Regions from separate parts of the Mus musculus genome. Here region 2 is linked to region 1. The links are chromatin loops, found by intact Hi-C in ENCODE. Cell type or tissue: gastrocnemius. All regions are shown on one strand. Each heading gives the region's core, and the rest is flanking DNA. Links, peaks and the distances in the headings are about the cores only.

Region 1 (2,921 bases), core at 332-2,831:
ATCGAGGTTTTATTCACTATGTTACTACAGTTTGTCTTCAATACAGATCAAGGACCAAAGAGCAACATACTCCATTTCCAAATTCTCTCATATGGTAGCAACTTCTGCTACCACACAAATGGTCCCAAAAATCTCTTCTAGCCAAACTTGCTCTGCTCTATACTACCAAAGGTATCTTTTTTTCTTTCTTTCTTCCTTTTTCTTTTTAATTAGTTTTCTTTATTTACATTTCAAGAGTTATCCCCTTTCCCGGTCCCCCCCTCCCAGAAACCTATACCCCCCTTCTATCTTAACTGTAAGATTTTTCTATTTTTCCACTATTAAAAATCTTTCATCTCTACGATTTCTTTGCTCTCTGTCCTCAAAAAAAAATTTTTTTAAGAATATGCTATAAGCTACCTCAGGATTTGTAAGTTCATTAGGTATGATTTTGACATCTATAATAAAATTTAGCTTAAAACTTACAACAATAGGATTATAATCTAAAAATCCATACATAGGTAGCCTTAATTTGCTATAACATAACATATATGTGACTCAACTCTTATTTAGAATACACTGTATATGTAACTTGGATTTTTGATTAAAAATATATTTGTCAAAAAAAGATGTTTTAAATAGCAACCACATGGCTTGTCTCCACCCCAGCTGAGGACATACAATTGAACTTCAGCACAACCCTGTTTAAGAGGACTACATGGTACCAGCCAACTCAGGCAGCGCCTACAAGACCTCTCAGTTCCACTGAGCCCTTCCTTGCTTTATCATTGTATCTACTTTTTAAACTAAGAAAGCAACCACAAAGGTCTCTAAAATATTTTTGGATTAGTATGGATTTTAGTATAATGATAAATTCGCTGTCTCTATTCCAGCAGATTTCTAATCAATTGCAGACTGCTCTAAAACTGTCTGTAAACACCAACCCCAGTGTTCCTTTCATCCTAGACCCCTCCAAAGCAGCCTGAACTCCCTAGCTCCAGGTGGCCCTACAGAACCTGGGCAGCAAGCTAAACAGATGTCCTCCAGCCTGCACCCCCCACCCAATTCTTCAATGATGCCTCCATTTCAGCCGGGAGTAGTTATAGAAGAGACTATATCATCCCTTTATCATCAACAAAAGGTCGGAATGTTAAATCTCAACAAATTCCTTTTCCCAAAGTCTGGCAATTAGACAAAAGTCAGCATTCCTTCCAGGACTTAAAATAGTTCCTACCTGCTAAAAGGAGTCATTCTCCTCATCTCTGGCAAAAGAGAATGGCTCTTCCATTAACCTATGTCTGAGGTACCTGTTTAACACATCCAACATCGGCATAGCTCACCTCCTACCCACAAGCTCTCTTGTCCCTGCGCATCACTCCCATTCCTCCAGCCTCCCACCCCTAGAGGACTTCAGCTGTTTTGGCTCTGTGCCCTCTTGGTTCTGCAAGCTCTCCTCTCTCTTCTCTTTCATTTCCCCCTCCCCCTCTCCTCTCCTGGCCCAGTCTACTCTGGACCCTTCCAGATGTCTGGTTGTGCTCTCCCTCTTATCTACAATAAAAATCTTCTTCTTATCCCATACCTATAAACAGTCATGTCCGCATTGTCTTCATTCACAGGAGCAGTTTCCTCCTTACACCATGTAGATTACAAGGATCAAATAATGACTTACTATAGTAAATGTAAAAGATCTAAGGAGGAAATCTACAAAGTATAGAGTTAAGCAATGATTTTGTTTGTTTGTTTGTTTGTTTGTTTGTTTTAGACAAGCCTTAAGTATCTCAGACTAGTCCCCAACTCAATATAGTAATTTGTATTTCTTCATTTATGTAGCTGAAATCTGACTGCCTTCTTTGCCAAAGGGTTCAAATATTCTACTCCTGACTGCTTTTACTTTGGTTTTTTTGTTTTTGGGGTGGTTTGTTTGTTTGTTTGGTTGGTTGGTTTTTTTTTTTTCTGAAAGGTGAGGTATTGTGTGCATGTACATGGTACACATGTATAGAAACAGGTCAGCATTTGGTGTCTTCCTTAATGGTTATACACCGTTTTCTCGCTGAGTCTGAGTCTGCTGACTGGCTGGCCACCAAACCCAAAGAGCCTTGCAATTCTGTCTTCCTAATGCTCGGATTACAAGTATGTGCACTACACCCAGGCAGTGATTACTGTTTTAGACAAGGTATTATGAAGGTCAACAGAGCCTCAAAATTCTCTAAGTAGCTACAGATGGTCCTGAATCCTGAGCCTGTTCCCAACTCCCAAAAGCTCCAATCATAGACCATCCTTTTTCCTCATTTTTTTTGGGGGGTGGGGTGGGGTGAGGAGGGTGTGAAAGTCAATATGTACCCAAAGTTGATCTTGAAATGACAACTCTCTTGCCTCACCCACTGAGTGCTAGGCTTACAGAATTCACTAATGCACACTTCCTGTGCACTTTCTGAATTCATCTTTCTTCCTTTCCTTTCCTTTCCTTTCCTTTCCTTTCCTTTCCTTTCCTTTCATTATCACCCCACCCCCATCATTTATTTTTAGGATACTGGAGATATTTAAACACAGAGCTCTCAGATGCTAACTCCAACAGTGAGCTACCACCCCCCCAACCCTTTGTTTACTGTATATTTAAGGTAAGAGTCCTACTAAATTGCCAGAAATGGCCTTGCTTTTGATACTTCTGCCTCTGGCTCCAGAGTACCTGAGATTACAGACCTGTGCCATCTGAACTAGCCCTAACAATTTATTTTGCTGAGCAAACTTTTTGTTTTAATTAAGTCAAAATTAGCTACTTTTAGGGCTGAAAAGTTGGCTCAGCCATTAAAAATTAGGATTACAAACAAAAATATATTTAAAAAAAAGCCTCTCTTAAATTACATAATTGTAATTAAATTCAGTTTTCTGCCCGTTGAAGAAATATTTTCCTAAAATCACTAGATTTTTCTACTATGTCTAAA
Region 2 (2,921 bases), core at 293-2,792, 830 kb before region 1:
GCACGATTTGGGCAGAGCTCATTGCATCATAGTTGTGAGGAGAAAGCTGTTTCCATTGCCATGATACACTGCTTTTTAAGAAAAGAAACCAGCTGAGTAGTTTCAGAATTTTACAGCTTATCTTTCTGGTCCTGATCAGCCTATGGAATGGTAAAGGTAGGGACTGTATGCCTATTTAACCCTGAGTTCCTACTCCGTGCTTATTGGTTGGCACGTAGTGTTTACTTATGCTGAAAGGACGGATGTTAAGTGCTTTAGCTCAGTGCAGTACATTTGCCCTTGTCAATGACATGGGGATAAAATATCACATCTCAAAAGCGGTAATCCATCATTAGTGTTTACCACACTGCAGTTATGTAATTCTCTCAACATACTGATGTGCGTCCCCACTTTAAATACAGAGAAACTAAGATGCTGTGGGAATACCAATTTCCAATTACCAATGCCCTTGGAATAACCCAGAAGTATAGTGCTAAGAAAAGAAAAGCTTACATAGTTATATCTTATTTAGAATTTTAAAACTGAGTATGGAGAAGGGGGCTGTGATTTCATACCTCACTGAGACCTGTGTCTCAGCAGGGGGAATTTGGTGTGGGTCCAGGTGGGAGGATGCTGGGGAAGATGGCATTCCTGAGTAGTTCCTTTGGCTTTTGGGTAAGGAATGAAACATACTTATTTATTTCTCTTTGACATGGAGAGAAGGTATTTTACATCAAACAATGCTTGAAATATATCACAGTGTGAAATAAATACTTCTTAAAACAAGACATAAACACACATCTAGAAATTCAGAAATGAGGTTAGGGATGCTCACGATGAAGACTCCCCAGGAGGAAACACAAGCATCCGTGCAGTCATTGATGCTGACGGTTAGCTGGGGAGCCTGGTTAGGGTAGAGATCAGCAGTCAGACTCAGGAGATCTCTGAGTAACCTCACTGGGTCATGGCTATGAGCCGAGTTGCTGCCATTGGCTTGATTTTGTTATGGCTAGATAGCTTCCTTATATCTTAGAGATTTCATCTGATTCTTAATAAATGTATAATCAATGAGTTTTCTAGTTTAGTTTATTGCTCCATAAAAATTCTAGACAGGCTAGTTTAAATGACAGAAAAAAAAAGCTCAACATTTTAAATAGGGATAATTAAATTTATATTAAGTAATAATTCTGGTGTATTGTGTCTTTCTCAGCTTTCCTCCCTCCTCCATCTTCTCTAGTTCATTTGAGAGACTGACATAGGCTCTGAAATTCAGACTCTCAATCCTTACTTACTTGTTCATCCGACACAAACCTCAACTGTGATAGGAATACAGAATTTGTTCTTGCTTTCTCTTTTTTGAGCATCGTCTTGCGGATTAGGGGGATGCGTGATTAGAGATGCCTTGAGGATTAAGAATTTTTAAACATGGGTTACATGTTTGGGGGACTTCTTTCTCCATTTCTACTATCAAGTCACAGTGAGAACGAGTTGACCAACCTCCAAACAAGACTCTGGGGTCTATTTGTGTTTTCCTGTGAAGGGCTCCTCCTTCCCTCTCTTCAGGCACAACATGGCACTATGGCGGCACTTCGGAGGTAGTGACACAGGAGACCAGCAGGTGGCACATGGGAACCACAATACTCACACCCAAGCTCTCCACCCAGCTGGAGGAAGGGATTAGTGCAGGCAGAGCTGGCTGAAGTCCTTGGTTATGGTGGTAGGGTCTACTAGGCAGGAAAACAAAGCAAGCCACATGAGCAAAATCAGTAGGTGGATGGTGTGGGAGTACATTTTATAGAAAAGCCAAGATGTCCTTTGTTGTTGAGGTGACAGAAAAGCTAGGACACGAGCAGGTGTGAAGAAGGGGATGACTGATAAACTAGAACCATTTTTTAATGCTAAAACGATCATTATGTGCACTGTCCTTCCTTATTTCAATCAACTATGGGAATATTCCTTAGAAGAGACAATACTTTTCTATGAGCATATACCTTAGAGGAGACAATACAATAACCTGGTCTTTTGTGTACCTGCATATATACATATATGAACGCATGTGAGTGTTTTCATGTGTTTGTAGGGTGCATGCCTGTGGAGGCCAGGTTCACCTTGTCTTCTCAGACAGGGTTTCTCATTGGGCTGCAGCTCACTCAGTAGGGTAGGCTGGCGGCCAGCAAGCTCCAAGGATCTGCCTGTCTCTGCTTGTCTAGCCCTGGGATTTCGGAGATGCATTACCAAGCCTGGCCTTTAAATATGACTTGTGGTGCTCAAACTCAAATCCTCATGACTGCTTGGCAAGCACTTTACTGAATAAGCAGTCTCTCCAGTCCCAGCTAGCCACACACCCCTAAAACCAAAGAACCAAACACTCCTCTCCAACATATGCAGTATGTGAACTTACTCTCTGAAATATTATGTCCAGAAAAAAGGCAGGATCATTTAACTCAAGGCTTCTTAATCTTTCTTTCTTCCTTCCTTCCTTCCTTCCTTCCTTCCTTCCTTCCTTCCTTCCTCTCTCTCTCTCTCTCTCGATCTCTCTCTCTCTCTCTTTCTTTCTTTCTTTCCTAGCAGTCCTTTTTGCTCAAGAAATTTTTAGATGCCACTAAACAGGTGTATAGATCAGACATTTACTGATAATAAATCAAATTTATTTTAAAACAATTTTTATTTACATAAATTTTATTTTGGAGACTAAAGCGAATTTGCACACAATGAGACGGATGTCCTCATTGCTTCGATTTTTACACAAAGAATTAGATCTTGGCTGAACATTTCCAAGTGTAAAACACAGAGCTGCTTCAACATTTTTCAGTTGATTTGTGTTTTGTTCTACAATAATTAATGCCAAGATTGCTGTTCCATATAAATATGCATTACAGAATGACAGAAGCTATATTTTGAGCCACTTCGAAAAATTGTTGGAAATTCTGTCCTAATCCCAA

The links. Peaks named below come from ENCODE experiments on the same cell type or tissue, not always from the same donor. Only the 100,000 strongest peaks of a DNase experiment are listed, where the experiment ranks them.
Region 2: a loop joins it to region 1, with 4 times the contacts of the local background. A loop is called at or near these places in 27 of 42 quality-filtered maps.

What each region holds. Positions count from the first base shown.
Region 1 is chr4:33,400,000-33,402,920 of GRCm38, reverse strand. All of the region lies in intron 12 of Rngtt (RNA guanylyltransferase and 5'-phosphatase), which reads right to left. Among named protein-coding and RNA genes, the nearest start is that of Mir8118, 37 kb to the left of the region's middle. In gastrocnemius, for the core only: no CTCF peak of the experiment used is centred there; a DNase peak (open chromatin) is centred at 1,408.
Region 2 is chr4:34,230,167-34,233,087 of GRCm38, reverse strand. No RefSeq gene overlaps it. Among named protein-coding and RNA genes, the nearest start is that of Gm33286, 76 kb to the left of the region's middle. In gastrocnemius, for the core only: a CTCF peak has its summit at 1,597 (motif pointing right); DNase peaks (open chromatin) are centred at 1,610 and 2,179.